2 separate regions of the Homo sapiens genome follow, and region 1 is linked to region 2. Evidence: chromatin loops called from intact Hi-C (ENCODE). Cell type or tissue: mammary epithelial cell. All regions are shown on one strand. Links, peaks and the distances in the headings refer to the core of each region. The heading gives the core; the rest is flanking DNA.

The links. Peaks named below come from ENCODE experiments on the same cell type or tissue, not always from the same donor. Only the 100,000 strongest peaks of a DNase experiment are listed, where the experiment ranks them.
Region 1: a loop joins it to region 2, with 11 times the contacts of the local background. A loop is called at or near these places in 1 of 110 quality-filtered maps.

Annotation. Positions count from the first base shown.
Region 1 is chr2:71,492,908-71,502,507 of GRCh38, forward strand. The region is part of intron 3 of DYSF (dysferlin); the gene reads left to right. Among named protein-coding and RNA genes, the nearest start is that of DYSF, 31 kb to the left of the region's middle. RefSeq lists enhancers at 1-1,176, 7,362-8,040. In mammary epithelial cell, for the core only: no CTCF peak of the experiment used is centred there; a DNase peak (open chromatin) is centred at 5,604; H3K27ac peaks cover 2,445 bases.
Region 2 is chr2:71,374,835-71,384,434 of GRCh38, forward strand. ZNF638 (zinc finger protein 638) reads left to right here. Exons shown (of 28, transcript NM_014497.5): 9 at 5,388-5,446; 10 at 5,679-5,731. It also overlaps the pseudogene RNU6-105P. Among named protein-coding and RNA genes, the nearest start is that of ZNF638, 48 kb to the left of the region's middle. In mammary epithelial cell, for the core only: no CTCF peak of the experiment used is centred there; a DNase peak (open chromatin) is centred at 4,557; H3K27ac peaks cover 552 bases.

The DNA.
Region 1 (9,600 bases), core at 3,612-7,611, 120 kb after region 2:
GCCTCACTCTGTTGTCCAGGCTGGAGTGCAGTGCTTTGAACAAGGCTCACTGTAGCCTTGACTTCCTGGGCTCAATCCATCCTCCTACCTCAGCCTTCCAAGTAGCTGGGACCACAGGCACAAGCCACCTCGTCTGGCTAATTTAATATATATATTTTTTTTGTAGAGACAGGGTCTCACTATGTTGTCCAGGCTGGTCTTGAACTCCTAGGATCAAGGGATCCTCCTGCCTCAGCCTCCTAAAGTGGTGGGATTACAGGAGGGAGCTACAGCACCTGGCTGATACCATACTTTTATCTAATATATTGTTTGTATTCCAGTCATGTTAATGGATGAAATAATGTTTTTCATTTCATAGCAATTTCCCTTTCCCTCTCCCCCAGTGCGGGATTCAGCCTGTGGTCCATATTGAATTTAGTCATGTTTCTATAGCCTCCTTTAATCTGGAACGTTTCCTTAGTCTTTGTCTTTCATGACAATTTACAGTTTTGAATAATATAGTATCCCTTTTTTCTAATAGAATGTTCCTCATTTGGGATGTCAGCCTAAATAACGAACAGAGAAAAAAGATATTTGTGAGGGAATAGAGCCAGCCGTGGGAATATGCATGCCATAGTAAACCACATGAGTATTTAAGGAGGTAAAGAAACACAAAGGTTTTCAGCTGGGTGCGCTGGCTCACGCCTGTAATACCAGCACTTTGGGAGGCCAAGGTGGGTGGATCATTTGAGGTCAGGAGTTCAAGACCAGCCTGGCCAACATGGTGAAACCCCGTCACTACTCAAAATACAAAAATTAGCCAGGCATGATGGCATGCGCCTGTAGTCCCAGCTACCCGGGAGGCTGAGGCAGGAGAATTGCTTGAACCCAGGAGGTGGAGGTTGCAGTGAGCTGAGATCGTGCCACTGCACTACAGCCTGGGTGATAGAGTGATACTCTGTCTCAAAAAAAAAAAAAAAAAAAAAAAGAAAGAAAGAAACACAAAGGTTTTTTAGAGGAAAAGAGGAAAATAATGAGGATTACATAATTATTTTGAAATATTATCCTTGGCTATAAAAATCAATTACAAGGGTGATTCTGGTCCAGGGTTGGACTGGTAATTAGTGGGCAGATGTTCTTGCAGAAGTGTTTTTTGAGTAAGGCTGTTATAGCCTTTGTGCAAGACTGTGTTTTTGCAGTCTTTTGTGAGGGTTTTTGTTATCAGGCATACAAGCATGAGAACCCTCTCTTCATGGCCTTCCTTAGCTCTTTTTGTTAGGGTTTTCTTAACATTAGCGACTCCATTTTTATTCTGACAACTTTCGTGGCAGTTTGTTTGATGTTTTCTCATGCTTAGATTCAAGCTTGGATTAGGTTACTCATCCCTGGCCAGAACACTGTCTAAGTGATGCTGTGTCTGTCTCCGGATCTGGAGGCACATGATGTTCCTTACTGGGGAACGTTAATTTCAATCACCTGGTCAAGGTGTTGTCTGATTTTTCCATTGCATATTTAAAGTTCTTTTCTCCCCCTTGAAGTTTGTTAAGATGTACTTGAAGATGGTGCAAATATCCTGCTTCTCAAGAAGATGTCCCCCTAAACTTAGCATCCATGGATGATCCTTGCCTGATCCAATCCTTACCATGATGGGTATGAGCTGATTTTCATCTCCAGCACTCCTTCCACATGTACCAGGCTAGGCTGTGTGAGGCTCTTGTGGTCACAGTGGTGCTGGCATAACCCCAGGGCCACCACGCATTGATCCCTACCTGTGCCTAGCACTGTGCCTTGGTGACTCATGCCTTGAGCCTCACCCCTTGGCTCAGGGCCATTCTCTCAGAGTTGAAAGACCTCTGGGTCATTAGGTTGGGTGTCTCATCTCTTCCATCCTTGATAGACAGTGTTGGAGTGAGACAGACACCCATTCTGGGGCTGGATTATTCATTAGAAAGTCCTTCCTTCTATTGGCTACAGTTTTTCTCCCTGACATTTTGAGGATCTTATTTCTCTACCCTCAGGAATGATCAAAAAGAAATCTAACCCTCTTGCATATGACAGCACTTCAAGTCATGGTCTAATATGGTGCTGACAGTCACTGGGTGGGATGGGAATGTGCAGAGAAGCACAGGAACATGGTGAGTGGGGAGGGGAAGAAGGGAACTGACACCTACCAAGTTCTATCTAGGTTCCAGGCACATGTGGGGGGTGATAGGTGTATTAACTGAAATTTTACCAGAACTCTCTGAAGTATTCATTATTTCCTCCAAGCTCCAACAATGCAGGGTGGGTTGTCCATTTTATTCTCATCAGTATCCCCAGTACCTACAACCGTACCTGACCCATGAGTGGTGCTCACTACATATTTGTTGAATGAATGAATGAATGACTTTTACAGATGAGGAAACAGTCTCAGAAAGTTTATGTCATGTGTGCCCAGCCACGCAGCTGGTCAGATTGCAGGGCTAGGTTTCTGGCATGGTAGGATGACTTGAGGGCTCTTATTGTTAAATCACTGAATGATTAATACTTTTGGAAGATAGTTGAGAGAAAGAACATTTTCAAAGTGTTGCTGTAGGTTGAAAGGTACAGTTTGAAAACACTGGGTTGGTGAGTGTGACATCCTAGGGTCAACCACCTGGGCTGTTCCATGAACCCAATAGAACAGGAGCTATGTGGCCTGCCAGCCTTTCTGGATCACTTTCCTTTGGGGCATTTGGGAGAAGGTAGCTTGTCTCCTGTCCACTTCTTTTTCAGTCTGAGCCGTACCCACTCCTCCCATCTTCCTGCAGCTAACATGGCTCTCAGCACCAGGGGCCGTGGTCCTCTAGGCTGCCCCAGCCCTGGTTCCTGCACACCCACATTCTTCAGCTTAAACCGCCACTGACATAGGGGAAGGCCCGGAGTCACTGGGGCAGGGGCTCTGCTACCCTCTGCAGGCGTGGAGGCAGGGCCCTAAAAGAGGGAGGAGAGGTGGAAGAGAAGGGTTCACTGTGGGTGTGGAGGCATGGAGACCACTCTCATTGGTGGCTCTCTTCTGGGTCCTCAGGCATCCTACCACAGGGTTGCCTCTCTCTGACCCACTTGTTTCTCTGGGGTCTCTGCCAGCTACCGTGATGCAGAGCTGCACCCTCAGTGCACCCTTCTCTTCCACCTCCCCTCCCTCTTTAGGGCCCTGCCTTCAAGGCCACCTCCTGAAAACTCCAAATGCCATCCCTGCATAGTGTAGACTATTAGACCTCCCAGCCTCCTCTTCATATGATACTTTAACCCATCTGAAAAATAGAATTAATTAGCTTTTAAAAGCTTTTTAAAATGGCCACTCAAGGCTGGGCGTGGTGGCTTATGCCTGTAATCCCAGCACTTTGGGAGGCCAAGGTGGGTGGACCCCTTGAGCCCAGGAGTTTGAGACCAGTCTGGGCAGCAGAGTGGGAGGCCACGCTGTGCAGGGCCACACAGGGAAGTGCTGGGGTCAGTGCCAGAATCAGTGCAGGGGTCAATCAGGAGGCAGAGAGAGCGAGGGGAACACGGGGACAAGCGCCTTTATTGTGGTTTCCAAGGGAAGGAATGGGCGAGGCAGGGTAAACAGGCCTGGGGACTGGCCAGTTTGAATAATTTCTGTGGGCTCTGGGCACACTTACACGTAGACATATAGCTGTCTATGTACCGACATAGACGGTAGGGGCTGTCCTGAGTTGCTGGAACCTGGCCCTATGGTGCTTAGGACAGGGGAATGTGGGCCCTGAGTGTGACAGGCTGTGGAGGAGGTGTGGGGTATGGGCTCAGAGTGGCTGGTTTGCATATGAAAGGCCTGCTGGTAAGTGAGGAGTCCTTTACCATCTCCAGGAATTCTGGGAAGAGAGTGCCTCCAAGGTCAACAAGGCTCCAGATGTCGAAGCATCAGAAATACAAAAAACATAGTTTGGCATAAGATTAAAAAAATATGGGCCAGGTCAAATGTATAGACTGGGCTCCCCTTCCCACGGATTAAGCAAACCAATGACCTTTCTGTTTCTTTCATGATGCACTCATGGGCCTCTAAGATGGCACAGGAGGCTCACTGTAGAGTTCAAAGCAAAGCCTCAGGCTCTGTCAGCCTTGTTATTTGTGTGAAATCAGGCAAGTCAAACACCTTCCCAAGTCCCAGTTTCCTTGTCTGTGAGGTGGACTGAACTAATAACAGTACCTACCCCACAGGACTAGTGTCCTAATATGTACCTAGTTGATGTAACTGCCCTACAGATTCATCGTGCTGGCTGCCAAGATAGAGCTGATTTATCAAGACAGGGGAATTGCAACAGAAAAAGAGTTTAATACTGAGCTGGCTAAATGGGAGACTGGAGTGTTATTCTTACTCAAATCAGCCTCCTCGAAAATTCAGAGGCTAGAGTTTTTAAAGACTGTTTGGTGGTGATACGGTTTGGCTGTGTCCCCACCCAAATCTCATCTTGAGCTGTAGTTCTCATAATCCCCATGTGCTGTGGGAGGGACCCAGTGGTAGGTAATTGAATCATGGGGACAGTTATCTTCACCCGGTTCTCGTGATCTGAGGTTTTATAAAGTGGTTCCCACACTTCACTCTGTACTTCTTGCTGCTGCCATGTAAAGAAGGACATGTTTGCTTCCCCTTCCCCCATGATTGTAAGTTTCCTGAGGCCTCCCCAACCCTGCTGAACTGTGAGTCAATTAAACCTCTTTCCTTTCTGAATTACCCAGTCTCAGGTATATCTTCATTAGCAGTGTGAGAACAGACTAATACAGGTGTGTTCCCAGACCAAACCGAGGGTCTGGCTGCTTATTCTCATGGCCCAATAATGAGATGAAGATGAACTGGGAAAGAAGAGAGTTTATTTCTGTAATCAGGTACAGGCAGAAGGCCTGGAAAATATCAGCAGATCAACTCGAAATTACAAAGTTTTCCAGAGCTTATATACCTTCTAAGCTATATCTCTACATGTGAGCGTGCATTCTTCTAAAGACCTAAGTGTCTAACTTCTTTGAATCTATAACTAAAACTAAGGTCTGAGTTTTGAAGACCTTCTTCTGGAGCCTCAGTAAATTTACTTAATCTAGGTGGGTCTAGGGGCCAGGGGTGATTATCCTTCGCTTGTCTCCTGCTAAATCATGGAGGTTTGGGGAGATCCTTTAGACCCCCAATAAAACTTGATTGTTGAGGCCTGGGGAGTTTCTTCAGACCCCCAGTAAAAACTTGTTTAGTCCTAAATGGGTCCTGTTAAGAATTCCTTTGTTATCTTGTCATGCTTCAAGTCCCCGGAAAGGCCTGGGCAAAACTCTTGGTGGGCTTTTGTTACATTCCAGCCTTTGTGTGATGGCACTGGCTCTATCAGCTTTGAATGTTTAACTTCACCACTCAGTCAGTGCTGAAACAGCTGTTATGAAGACCTGCCTGTTCAGCTGTTAGCGAGATCTGGCCTGCCACAGGTGGGCAGGGGGCTAGGGAATAGGAGTGCTGATTTGTTGGGTCAGGGATGGAATCACAGGAAGTTGAGGCTGTCCTCTAGCCATGAGTCAATTCCTGGGTGGGGACCACATGACCAGATGAGCCAGTTTACCAGTCTAGGTAGTGCCAGCAGGAATGCAGTGTCTGAAAAATACCTCAAACACCAATCTTAGGTTCTACAATAGTGACGTTATCCATAGGAGCAACTGGGGAGGCTCGGAATCCCGTGGCCTCTGGCTGCATGACTCCTGAGTCATAATTCCTAAGCTTGTGGCTAATCTGAGTTTTACAAAGTTACTCTGGTCTCCAGGCAAGGACGAGGTTTGTTTCTGGAAAGGGCTGTTTTCATCTTTGTTTCAAAGTTAAACTATAAACTAAAATTTTCTATGGTTAGCTGGCCTATGCCCAGGAATGAATAAGGGCATTTTGGAGATTAAAGGCAAGATGGAGTCGGTTGGGTCAGATCTCTTTCACTGTCATCATTCTCTCATTTTTATAATTTTTGCAAAGCCGGTTTCATTAATAGGAGGGTTGCTATTATTAGCATGCAAGTTCCATGAGGTCAGAGACTGTATTTTGTTGGACATACTAAATAAGTATTTGTTGAATGAATAAATTCTAAGATTTTTAAGGAGTTTTTACGTTTTGTTTTTAAATTTAATTTTTTACGTTGGTAAAAACTTTAAGAAGTTGTAAAAACAGAAACTATATTTAAAAACGCAGTGAAAATTCTCCCTGGCCTCTTTGTCCCTGATCTGCCCAGTTCTTGCTGTTCCCTAACAGGTAACCCCTCTTCTTAGTTTCTTATGGATCATTCCAGAGATCTTATATTATTGCTTAATCGCCCATATAGATTCTAACTTTCCTCTTTTTTATGCAGCAAGTAGCTTATTATACATGCTCTTTTGCACCTTGTTTTATCACTTAACAGTGTATCTTGAAGATTTTCCATGTAAGTGAATAATTCCCCATTATTGTTATAGCTGTCTAGTGTTCCATTGTATGAATGTACTGTACTTTATTTACCTGTCGTCTATGATGGACACGTGAATTGCCTCCTGTGTTTTGTTTTGTTCTTACAATGATGTAATAAGACCCAATGTTTTAAAATAAAATTGTTTTGATTTCTTTGTGCTTTATTAAAATAAATTGACTTGGCCACCATGATTCCCACCCTCCCACATGCTGCCTAAGGCTAAGGTTTGGGGGCCACCCATGCCTCCTTCCCTTCTGCCATACGGCAGTAGTAGCACCCCTGGATGGTGAGTTTGGGAACTAGTTCTTTTTCTACGGAGGAAAAGCATGTGCCCTGTCAGACCTCAAGCTGCCTTGGCCTCTCCTTCCCTTGCCCATGCCAGTTCCTGCCTTCTCTTTCTTTGGGTTGGCAGCGGCTCTTTCGGTCCCCACACTTCTCCACCCCCCACATTCCAATGGCTCCAGAGCACAGCTAGCCAAGAGGTCTGAGGAGGCTGGGAGCACCTGTGGTGTTTTCCTCCATGTGGGCTGCAGGGGGTGTGGCCAGGACCCACGGGTGTCATTTCCACCCATGTAGGCTCTGCTCTGCACACACTCATAGCTGGCCCTGTGCAGGACCCCTGGCCCCCTCCTTGCCTCATCTGAGCCTCTGGAATCCTGTCTGCCACTTGCCAGGCCCCTGGTTGGTGCCGACTGAGAGTGCAGCATCCCTGATGAGCAGAGGGCACCTGGCCCTGGAGCCTGTGCTTCAGTCTGACTCCAGATGGGGCGGGTCTCCTCAAGGGCCCCAGACCTAGAGGCCCCTGGATAAAGCCACATCTCCTCCATCCCTGTGAAATGAATGGATGAATGATGAGTGGCCTTCTGGGTTTTCTGTGACCAACCTCAGACCCCTCTAGCCTCCCAGGGGTCCCTCTTCTGCGCCCCCCACCTCTCCTCCCTGAGCAATGCTTCCTGGGAGGCTCTGAATTTCTGACTCTTGTGAACTTGACTACCACAGCCTGCTCCTTACACTGCGGGAGAGGCAGCCTGCCCTGCTATTTCCAGCCCTTCCTTCTACAGGAGTGGGGGCTGGTGAAGCCACCCTTCTTGGAGGGACTTGCCCCCAGGCCGATAGCAGGGTTTGGGGGTGCATTTCATGGCCCCAAAAAGCATTTCAGGGAGGAAATAACAAGCAGTCAACCCTGGCTGCTGTCTCTTGGGCATCCAAGAGGCACCCCAGGCTGGCAGGGGTGGGGGTGCTACTTCCTTCTGCATTTCCTGCCATTGTTCCCTGACCCACTTCCGGGAATTCTCCCTGGGCTGGGAGGGCTGGACAACCAGCAAGGGAGGCAGAGGAGGTCTGGCTTTTCTCGGCACCCTATGACCTGGCTGCTAACTCTGCTCTGCTCAGTCCTGAGGGCTCCTAAGCTGGAGCTCCAGCTGCCATGTACAGCTCTCTGGTCCATGAGGCCTCCTTGGGCCCTGCCTCCCAGTCCCCAAGGAGAGAAGCCTCAGTGCTCTGGGGGATTGACAGGGAACCTAGATACCCGGGTCCTGGGGCTGACTCAGCCATTCTCCTGCTTGAACAAGTCACTCCCCTCTGCCACCCCAGTTTTCTCGTGATGGGCAGGGTTACTCTGATCTCTGATGTCGCATGGACTCATGCATCCTCTATACCTACTGTCTGGTCTTTTTGACATTGTCTGGGTCCTGAGGACAATTCAGTCAACATACTGACGGGTGCCTTCTGGCACCAGCCCCTAGGATGGAGACACTCCAGGAGCCCCAGCTTATTAAGTGATGGTAAAAATCCTGCTCCATGCTGTGAAGGAATGGAACACAAATCAGTTTACATTCTAGAAAATATGGCTCCTAACACTGTGAGGGGGTTTCAAACCCTGGATTGAATATTAGTGAATATCTCTCCCCCTCTATCCCCTTCTTTCAGAAAGGGTTAGAAAATGGACCTTGAGCGTATATTACATTTACTGCCTTGCTAGCAAGGGCACGAGCAAGGCGGCAGAGTCTGTTGCTTTCAAGAAGGATGGAAAAAGAGGGATTTCATTGTTGAGAAGCTTAAATAAGTGGCTAGTTTTTAATTTTAAGTTTTATTATGATAAATCGACATAAACGCTACCATTTTAACCATTTGTGAGCATACATTTCAGTGGCGTTACATGCATTCATGATGTCATGCAGTCATTCCCACCGTCCACCTCCAAAATGTTCTCATCTTCTAAAACTGAAACTCTGTAACTGTTCAATAATAAATCCTCACTTCCTCCTCCCCCCAGCTTGTATCAGCCACCATTCTACTTTCTATGAATTTGACTACTCTAGCTACCTCATACAATATTTGTCTTTTTGTGACTGGCTGATTTCACTTTGCGGAATGTCTCCAAGGTCCATCCATGTTGTAGCATGTGTCTGAATCTTCTTTTTTGAGACTGAATAATATTCCATTGTATGGATGGACCACATCTTGTTTGTGCCTCTGTTGATGGAGACTTGGTTTGCTTACACCTCTTGGCTATTGTGAATAATACTGCTGTGAACACAGGTGTGCAAATATCTAGGTCCCTGATTTCAATTTTTTTGGGGGTATATAACTAGAAGTGGAATTGCTAGATCATATGCTAATTCTAGGTTTAATTTTTTGAGTAACTGCTATGCTGTTTCCCACAGTGGCTGCACCGTTTACGTCCCTACACACCATGCACAAGCATTCCAGTTTCTCCATATCCTGGCCAACACTTGTGATTTTTCTCTCCATGACTCTGTGTGTGTGTGTGTGTGTGTGTGTGTGTGTGTGTGTGTGTGTTTATAATAGCCATCCTAATGGATGTGAAGTAGTATCTCAGTGTGAGTAGTCAGTTTTAAAAATCACCTCGTTAGGTCGAGGTTGCAGTTTTATTTGATAGGGTCATAAAAATCTATATTCCAATCAATATTTGCAGAGACCAGAAAAGGGATGAGCCCAGATGACAGGTGTGCTGTTCATCCATCAGGAAAAAGCAGTTAATAAGTACACCTGTGGCTGTTCACCAGCCTAACATGGCCTTGTGCCCTGACAGTAATGTTCAGGGTAAGTCCATTTCTCAGGGAGGCAAGCAGAAGTCACACACAGACACCAGGCGACAGGTTCCTACAGTCACAGGCCACTCACTGCCCATGGTTTCCTGCTGCCTCTACAGAGGGGCAGACTA
Region 2 (9,600 bases), core at 2,452-6,451:
TTGCTTGAGCCCACACGATGGAGAGGTAGCACTGAGCTGAGATAGCACCATGGCACCCCAGCCTGGGCAACAGAGCCAGGCTTTGTCTTAAACAAACAAAGAACATGGTTTGTCCATTTAGATTTCCTTTTATGCCCTTTAGCAAGTTTTATTTTTTTTTCCATAAAGTTCTTGAACATTTTGTGGTGGTTAAATTTATTATTTTACTTATTTTTACATATAGCTATTAGAGAGGATCTTTATTTTTTAGTTCTCATATGTTTTCTAGTTAGTTACTACTAGAGTAACCTATCATCCTAGTTTATACCTGCTACATGCCATCCATTTATTCCCATTGTCCTGGTTTGGATAATAAATTAAATCGTGTGGCCTTAGTTATTAACAATTTTATCATTTAGGATTTCATTCAGTTTCAACTAATAAAACCTCACTAGTGGATTGTTAACAAATAAGAGGTATATTTATCTCATAACAGAAATCTGCATGTAGGTGGTCCAGTGCTCGTGCAACAGCTCCATAATATCTTCAGGAACCTCGCCTTGTCTTCCAGCACTACTGTCTGTAGAATGTATCTTTCATCCTCATTTGTAAGATGGTTTCTGCACCTTCTGGCATCTTTTCTATCTTCGAGACATACAGGAATAAAAATGCAGAGCAAAATGAGTTTTTGTTTTCTTTTCTGGAAAGAGTGAGTTCCCCAGCAGCATTTGCCTGCATTTGATTTACCAGAACTACCAGACACATGGCCATCTAGTTGCAGAGGCAGTTAAGGAGAAACAAGGATTAAATACATAATTTAAGAACTTAAACTTTATCCTGTAGAGAGGTATATGTTATTCAAGGTTTTTGAACCAGGGCATGACATAATAAAACGGAGATTAGAAAGATTCATTTGGAAATGGTTTGGAGAATGAGTTAGGCAAATGATTTTGAAGGCAAAGAAAGCCTAGCAGATTGATTAAAGTGGAGAAGAGCACTGAAGTCCAATTAGAAGACTTGTTTAATCAATATACTCAGCCTTTTGTGATAATGGTAATGGTTTGTGGGTAGATTAGTAACCTTGAAAACAGAAAGGAATAGTGGCTTATACTAGTGACTGTCCAGAAAGACCTAGCTGATCATTAAATTTTTGGAATTGTTGAGAAGGCCAGTTTTCTTTCATTCTAAACAGTTAACATAGTTAAGGAACATAGGTAAGGATACATTTAAGGAAATAGAATGTTTCAAATAGCTTAAAAAATTCTCTTGGCCAACTTTTTGATGAAGTTGGTAAAGTAGCAGTGTAAGTCCAAGAGCCCAGGCATATTTACTGTCATGATTTTCATAGCAATGAATAGGTAAAGAAAATACGAGCACTAGAAGCTAGAAAACATGCCATTTTCATGGCAAATATTAATGTTCTTCAGCTAAATGTTGTTTGGATGATGCTGGAACAAGAAGGCTAACTCATGACACCTCTGTTGTGACAGAGCAACATGCCTAGGGATTGAGTGGAGGGAACTCTGAACAGAATTTGAGTTGTGCCTTCTTCATATTGGAAGTATGTGGACAATTGTTTTTGTTGTTGTTTGTTTGTTTGTTTTGTTTTGTAAATAAGTGTCTGAGGCAGGAAGGGGCAATCTTTTTGGCCTGTTACCACTTCAAGTTTTTCTACCAGTGCAAGCCAAAAATAAGCTGAAAGAACAAACTAGGAAGAAGAAGAGCTGTGCTATAGCTTTCTTGGTCCAAATCTTGATTTTGGCATGGCATGTCAAAACCTAGAAAAAACTTACCCGCCCAACATTTGATATTTCATGTTAGGACTGCCTCTAACTCTAGCTGTGTTTCATGTAACATCTTCTCCATTTTGCTGCTTCTATGAATCTAAATATTACAGAAAAGGTAAAAAAAATCCTATATCCCTATGTTAATATGGATTTGTACAACTCTTGTCAGAAACTAGGTAACTTAGTCTTTAATAATAACCTTGTAACCTAGTCTTTAATAATAATAATTTAATAATAACCTCGACATCCATTCTTAGCAGTGATTCTTAAGTCTTTTTGAGCTACTCCTTGCCCCACCGTTACCAGTAATCCGATGAAAGCAAACATTCTTTTTTTCCCAGGGAAAGGGCCATATTCTCATACTTCGAAAGTTTTCTTTAAAGTATCAGGAGCCCAGTGCAGTGGCTCATGCCTGTAATCCCAGCACTTTGGGAGGCCGAGGCAGGATGATTGCTTGAGCCCAGGAGTTTGAGACTAGCCCAGGCAATATAGTGAGCTCTTATCTCTTCAAAAAATTAAAAAATTGACCTAGTGTGGTGGCACGCACCCAGCTGCTGGGTAGGGTGCGGTGGGAGGATCGCTTGAGCCTGGGAGGCGGAGGTTGGCTGGGTGACGGAGTGAGACCCTATCTCAACAAAAGGGAGCTGGGGGATGATCAGGAGCCCTTGATGTGGAAAAAAGTAGGATCAGATTTCTAATAAAACGCTTTCAGCCATGACATACTACTGCATTTCAACCTTGTGCAAAAAAAACAATTTTTAAAACTTCAATTCAGTGTTTTCAGCAAGATTCATGGGGACATTACAATTAAAACTGGAGCAAGTAGTCAACTAGGAATTGCATGGATATGAAAAATAATGCTGGGCGTTAGTGAATATTTGAGCATTACAGAAAATCTAATGAATTAACAAGGAGATAAAAGCGAAAATACGCAATCAGAATTTGGATGAGAGGTTTTCATTTTAATTCTGAAACTATTTCTTATTAGTTAAGCATCTGTTATGCCTCTGTTGTGTCAGGCATTGTAATATCTACAGAAGATGCAGTGGTGAGCAAGAGAGGTGTGATCCTACTCTTGGTGTGAAAGTTAAAAGAGTGAAAAATGATTAGAGGAAAGGCATGGTAGATATATTTAGAAGACACAATCTGTACATAAGTGGAATTCCAGAAAGAGGACATCATTTAAATTCTGAGGATTTTAAATTTCATGGTTATGGTGGGGCACCTTATAGTGATCTAGGCAGAAAACAGTTTAACTATACAAAGAAATAGTCTAGCCTTAGATTGCAAAGCAACACATTCTTAAGAGTTGGGTGGGAAAAAGATTATGATTCGTTGTAATTGAGTACATTCATTTCAAGTGGAATCCTAAGGTGTGTGTTAAGGCAGTATTTATTCTCAGACATGCATGGACTTAGAAGATATTTCACTAATACATCTTTTTCTAAAACATTAAAATGAAGATCTTAAGAAATGGAGAAGTTATTGTATAAAATGTTGGCGGTGAACAATGAAACCAGTTAAACATAGACTAAAATCTAAATAATCACATTTTTATAAAATAAATTTCAAAAAATATCACTTAAAATTACCAGAAAGATAATTTTCGTGTGAAATGTATAATCAAAAATTGGAATGTAGCCAAGGAGTAAAGGCTAAATGTTTCAACTTATACATCGGAACATAGTAGTTTCAAATTTCTTTTAAAATTGAAAATTACCATTAGTAGAATAGCACTAGAACTAATTTCTTCTAAATAATTGAGTTGAAGGAACATGTGGGATAAAATCCCATATAGTGCAAAAGGAAATGACAAGAGTGCCCAAAAAGAACAGAAAGTATGAAATTGCATGAGAACAGTTATGATGAAATTCAGATCAATTAACAAATACTTGCTGAATGTTTAAGCATGACTTTATGCACTGGGAATAGAATATTGAAGAACACAAAGTCTCTGGTATCACAGAGTTTTAACTTCAAGGGGTAGAGAGAGAAAGACCACAAATAAGTTAAAAATGCATATGTATTATGTTTGTTTTCAACAAGTGCTATGGTAAAAAAAAATTAGGAAAGGGGAATAGAAGTACTCTTGTTGGGGAATGAAGAGCTGTGCAACTTTCAGTAAGTTAGTTGGGGAAGATCTCATTGAAAAGGTGATATATGAGCAAACATTTGAAGAAGATGAGGGAACAAACCACGTCCTGGATTGAGAGCATTCCAGACAGAAGGAATAGCACCTGTCAAACCTATACCTTTGTAGCATCTTAGAGGAGTAGAAAGGATGCTTGGGGATGGAGTGAAGAAGTATAGGAAGGAAGTGTATTGTGGTTTGGGAGTTAGAAGGTAGGTAGAACATACGTTGTAAACTTTTAGAGGCCATTGTTAAGTACTGGCTTTTTTTCCTTGAGTCTAATGAGAGGTTTTGAGTTGTGGAACAGCAGGTTCAGTCTGGGTTTATGTTGTGAATAGAGAGTGAGTGAATGGCAAGGACTGAAGCAGAGACCATTACGAGGCGATTGTAGTAATCAAAGCAAAAGGTAGTAGTAGATTAGACCAGGGTGATAGCAGTTGAACTTTAGACATTTGAGATGTCACAGTGCTATGAGAAACCATGTTTTTGAAAGTTACAGTAGTTCCCGTTTATCTGAGGCTTGGCTTTGCAGTTTCAGTGGTCAGTTGTGGTTTGAAAATATTGAATAGAAAATTCCAGAAATAAACAACATGTTTTAAACTGTGCCCTGTTCTGAGTTAGCATGATGAAATTTCATGCAGTCCAACTCCAGCCCACTGGGGCTGTGAGTCATTGCTTTGTCTAGAGTATCCACATTTTATATGCTACCTGCCCACTAGTCACTTAATAGCTGTCTTGGTTATCAGATTGACCGTCACTGTATTGCAGTGCTTGTGTTTAACCCTCATTTTACTTAATAATGGCCCTAAAGTGCAAGTATGGTGATGCTGGCAATTTGGATATGCCAAAGAGAAGGGGAAAAATGTTTCCTTTAAGTGAAAAGTTGAAAGTTCTGGACTTAATAAGGAGAGAAAAAAATTGTATGCTGAAGTCGCTAAGATCTACAGTACAGTAAGATATTTTGACAGACCGTATTCACGTAAGTTTTATTACACTATATTCTTACAACTTATTTTTTTAATTTAAAATATGGAATGCCTAACGAATATGCGTGTCATCCTTGCGCAGGGGCCATGCTAATTACCGTATCATTCCAATTTTAGTATATGTGCTGCTGAAGGGAGCGTTTTTCTATTTTATTATTGTTGATCTTTTACTATGTCTAATTTATAAATTAAACTTTCATGTATATACAGGAAAAAAAACATAGTATATATAGGGTTCAGCACGAGCACGGTTTCAAGGCATCCACCAGGGGTCTTGGATAAGGAGAAACTGCTGTAGTTAATGATAAGAAAATGCAGATGAGTTGTGAAAGATGAGATGTAAAATTAGGCTGTGTAATCACAAATTGAAAAAAATGTCTTTATAAATAGGAAAAGGTAATAATCATGTGTCCTTTAGAATAGGAAGATTTTAGATTTTTGTTCTATATTTTCTAAATTGCTTTATACTAAATTTCTTTTGTTCAAAATATTTTTCCTACGTAGAACAAAGAGGTGAAGAAAAAGACTTTAGAGTCAAAGAAAGTATCTGCATCTACCTTAAAGTAAGTGACTTTATGATTTCATATGTGAGAATGAAATGTGCATATGACTTAAGAAATTTTAATTTTTAAAACCGCATTTTAAATATATTTTATCACTATAACTATAGTTTAAGAGGGATATCACTCCAGTTGAATTATTTTAAACGTTTTTAGGTTTAAATATTACATTTTTAGGATTTTGTAGAACTTAGAATTCCTAAGTTGCTGCTAAATTTTTTCTCCTTTTAAATAGAAGAGATGCAGATGCTTCAAAAGCTGTTGAAATTGTTACTTCAACTTCTGCTGGTAAGTTGTTACTTTTAATATTCTTTCAAATGAGTGTATCTTGTCAGTTTAGTAGAAACTTAGATGATGATGCTATGAAGACACTATTGTGCTTTAATGAAGGAGACCCAAATTACATTCTTTAATTGGCCCCTGTATTAAGCAGGCGGTTAATATTTAATGCTGTGTAATTACAGAATCACTTCTGGAGTAAATACAACAAATCTGTGAGATAATGTATGTGAAATAGCTATCGTAGTTCCACAGTTAATAGCTGTTTTTTACATGTTTAGGTTAGTTATGCAATATCTCCCTCCATCCCTTCCCGATAAACCCACAAGACACAAAACATAAGAAAGGTATGTTAAGAATGCTTATCTGGTCCTCTTTGATTTTGGAGGTTAATTGAGAGCCAAAAAGCAAGCAAAAAAGACTATCCAGAAATGGATGCTATCATACTCATGTACTAAAAGCTATTTCTTTATACTCAGGAAAATACTTGAAGCCATCATTATGAATCCAGTTAAATAAATTTTGCATACAGTTTTATAATCCGGGTTCTCCTTTTTCTTAGTCCATTTAGGACTAGAAAGGTGGAAAGTTTTGAGACTAGTACTAGTGAGAATAAACAGCTCGATAGTGAAAGACAGGAAAGAAAAGCTAAAATAAGGCAGAGACAAATTTAGGAACTTACATTGCGTTTTGTATGTTCTGTTTGGGGAAGGTAAAAATATAGTGTGTTGGTTTTTCTAACTGGAATGAGGTAAGAATTTAGGCACTAAGTTTTACTAGTGAGGTGAAAATTGGATTGTGGAATATCTCATTTCCCCGTAATGTTTAGTTGTATAGAGTATTGAAGTATTGAAGGTTAGCAGAGATACTATGAATGGCTTCTGGAAGGCAGTACATTTTGATTAAGATTTTAAATTAGGTAACATTATGTGAAGAGATAAAATGTGGAGGCAGAAGATTACTTCATCTGGGGGGCACACAACAACAAAGGTAACAAAGTTCAATTATTCTATTGAAGGCCTTGAAGGGTCATGCTGAGAAGTTTTCAAATTTGACCCCATTAGTAGCATTTTCAGAATGTGTCATGTTAAAGAGTAATTTCTGAAAGAAGTTTTGGGTAAAAAGGTTTGGGGTGTGTGTTATAGCTATTTTTTCTCTTTTGAAAAAATAATTCACAGAACACATTTTATGAAATCCTTCAGGAAAGAAACCTATTTAGCTTTGTTTAGTCCACTGTTTCCTAAGCTTGGCAAAAGTACACTCCATTTTTTCTGGATAAGAGCTAGTAAAAATTGGTACAGACTCTGGGAAATTGCAGTAGAGAATATGGAGCCACTCACTAATTGTTTAGGATTCTTATATAGATTGGATAAATTGGAGAGATGTAAAAATCCCACTGAGAAAAAACAGCTGGGCTTCACTTTGGGATGATGAGGACCTGATGTGAAAAAGGTTAATTTAAGTGATGTGAGGAGGTAAAATTTGCATTTTATTATATGGAATTTTTCAGTAAGTGAGTTTAAAAAATTTTTTAAATAATTATAAAATTTCCAAGTTTCAGTCCTGATAGGTTTTACTAAGAGTGCGATGATATTATTGATTACAATTGGAAAACTCACAGTGGTGCCTTTGAATTTGGGGTTAGGTCCTTAGATTTCAACATTACCAAGTTTCAGCTGTCACGAGTATCTGCTAGAGATATTCTTTAGTCAGCCAATCATATGGCATTGAAAGTGAGATACTTGGGAATTTTTTTAAGTTTAAGGTCTAAATTTTGGAAAGCTAAAATACTTCCTTGCAATATAAATGTAGAAAGAAAAAGGAGCCTATAAACAGGACTGAGAAAGTGACAGGTGAGAAAGGAAGGGTACTTGATAATTTTTTGAGATCCGCTCAGATTGAAGAGTGACAGGAAGAGTTAATTAGAGCAGTTTTAAGGATAAATTTGATTATAAGCACAGGGAGGAAGCAAGAGTGTAATTTGATCATGAATGGAAACATTCGAGCTCTTACCCAGTACTAATTAAAAAGAAAAATAGTAATTACTGAGTAGCTATTATATGCCCATGATAGGGGGCACTTTGTAGAGGCTTAGGATGTATCAGTGGACCAAATAGGCATGGCTGTCCCCAGACAGTTTACATTTTTAACTTGAGGTGACAAATATTAAATATAAAATAAACATTAAATAATATGAGTTTTAGAAAATGAGAAGTTCTGTGACACAAAGCTAAAGCAGAACCAGGGTAAAGGTGATGCAGGATTAGTTTGTTTTAAAGTTAGAATTTAGTGTACAAAATAAGGTAAAAATGACTTATTAAGTAGACAGACCTACTAACATAATCTGTACCAGAAGAGAGAAAACAAAGAAAAGAAGCCTCACATTTGTGGGTATGATATTTATGCTGGACACATGGGCACATAGTATATTTATGTTATTTTGTTTAATCTTTCAAACCGTTCTTTGAGTTGTAGTTAATGTTTGGCTGGGTGCGATGGCTTATGCCTACAATCCCAGCACTTTGGGAGTTTGAGGCGGGTGCATCACCTGAGGTCAGGAGTTCAAGACCAGCCTGGCCAACATGGTGAAACCCCGTCTCTACTAAAATACAAAGATTAGCTGTGTGTGGTGGTAGTAGTCCCAGCTACTCAGGAGGCCGAGGCACGAGAGTCTCTTGAACCTGGGAGGCAGAGGTTGCAGTGAGCCAAGATCGTGCCACTGCACTCCAGCCTGGGTGACAAGAGCGAGACTCCACCTCAAAAAAATATATTGTTCTCATTTTCTAGAAGAGATAGATTCAGAAAGGTTAAATGAGTCAGGGCCACATGGAGGAGTTAGAATTTGAACGCAAAACTTTATGATTCCAAAGCGTTGCATATACTAAATTACCTCCCTCAAGAATGAAAACTTCTTGATTTTCTTGGATCACTACTTTTCTCCAGCCTTTCTAGTTTTCCTAATAATCTTTTCCTCTTCTCATGTCATGCTTTTCTTCCTGGGTGGTTTTTTTTTTTTTTTTTTTTTCTTCTTTTATTGAGATGGAGTTTCACTCTGTTGCCTAGTTTGGAGTACAGTGGCATGATCTTGGCTCACTGCAACCCGTGCCTCCCAGGTTCAAGTGATTCTGCCTCAGCCTCCCGAGTAGCTGGGATTACGGGTATGCGACACTATGCCTGGCTAATTTTTCTTTTTTTTTTTCTTTTTCTTTTTTTTTTTTTTTTTTTAGTAGAGATGGGGTTTCACCTTGTTGGCCAGGCTGGTCTCAAACTCCTAAACTTAAGTGATGCACCCACCTCGGCCTCCCAAAGTGCTGGGATTACAGGTGTGAGCCACCATGCCTGGCCCTCTTCCTGGGTGATTTCTTTCCTGTCAGTCTTTAAGGACATCTCCCTTACGTACATAAACTCTTCTATCCCCTTGAGTATACTCTTCTCATTTTCTTATATTATTTAACAGTTACCACTAATCATCCGGTAGAGTAGTTCTTAACCCTGTCTTCTCTTTTCTTCTGTTCAACATAATTCAGATTTAGATAACATCCTTCCCCTTTTCAGCCAATCAGTGGCGGATCCATATTAGTTTTCCACTGACTCTACTTCAGCTCTCAAATTCTTTATATGTAGCTCCATCATGCCTGTAACTCCTTTTAATTCAGACCTGTCGTCTCACATTTGAACTTTGGAAGATAGCCTCCTGACTGGTATTTTTTATTCCATACTCTGCTTTATTATACACGTTGTTGCCCAGAGGTCTCTTTAAAGCAGATCTGATCATTCTACTTCTAGCAACCAGTGGAATAAAGTCCAAATTCTTTGGCTTTCCATAAATTATTCTTTGCCCTTTGACCCCAGATTATCTTTTGAACCTATTAACAGTC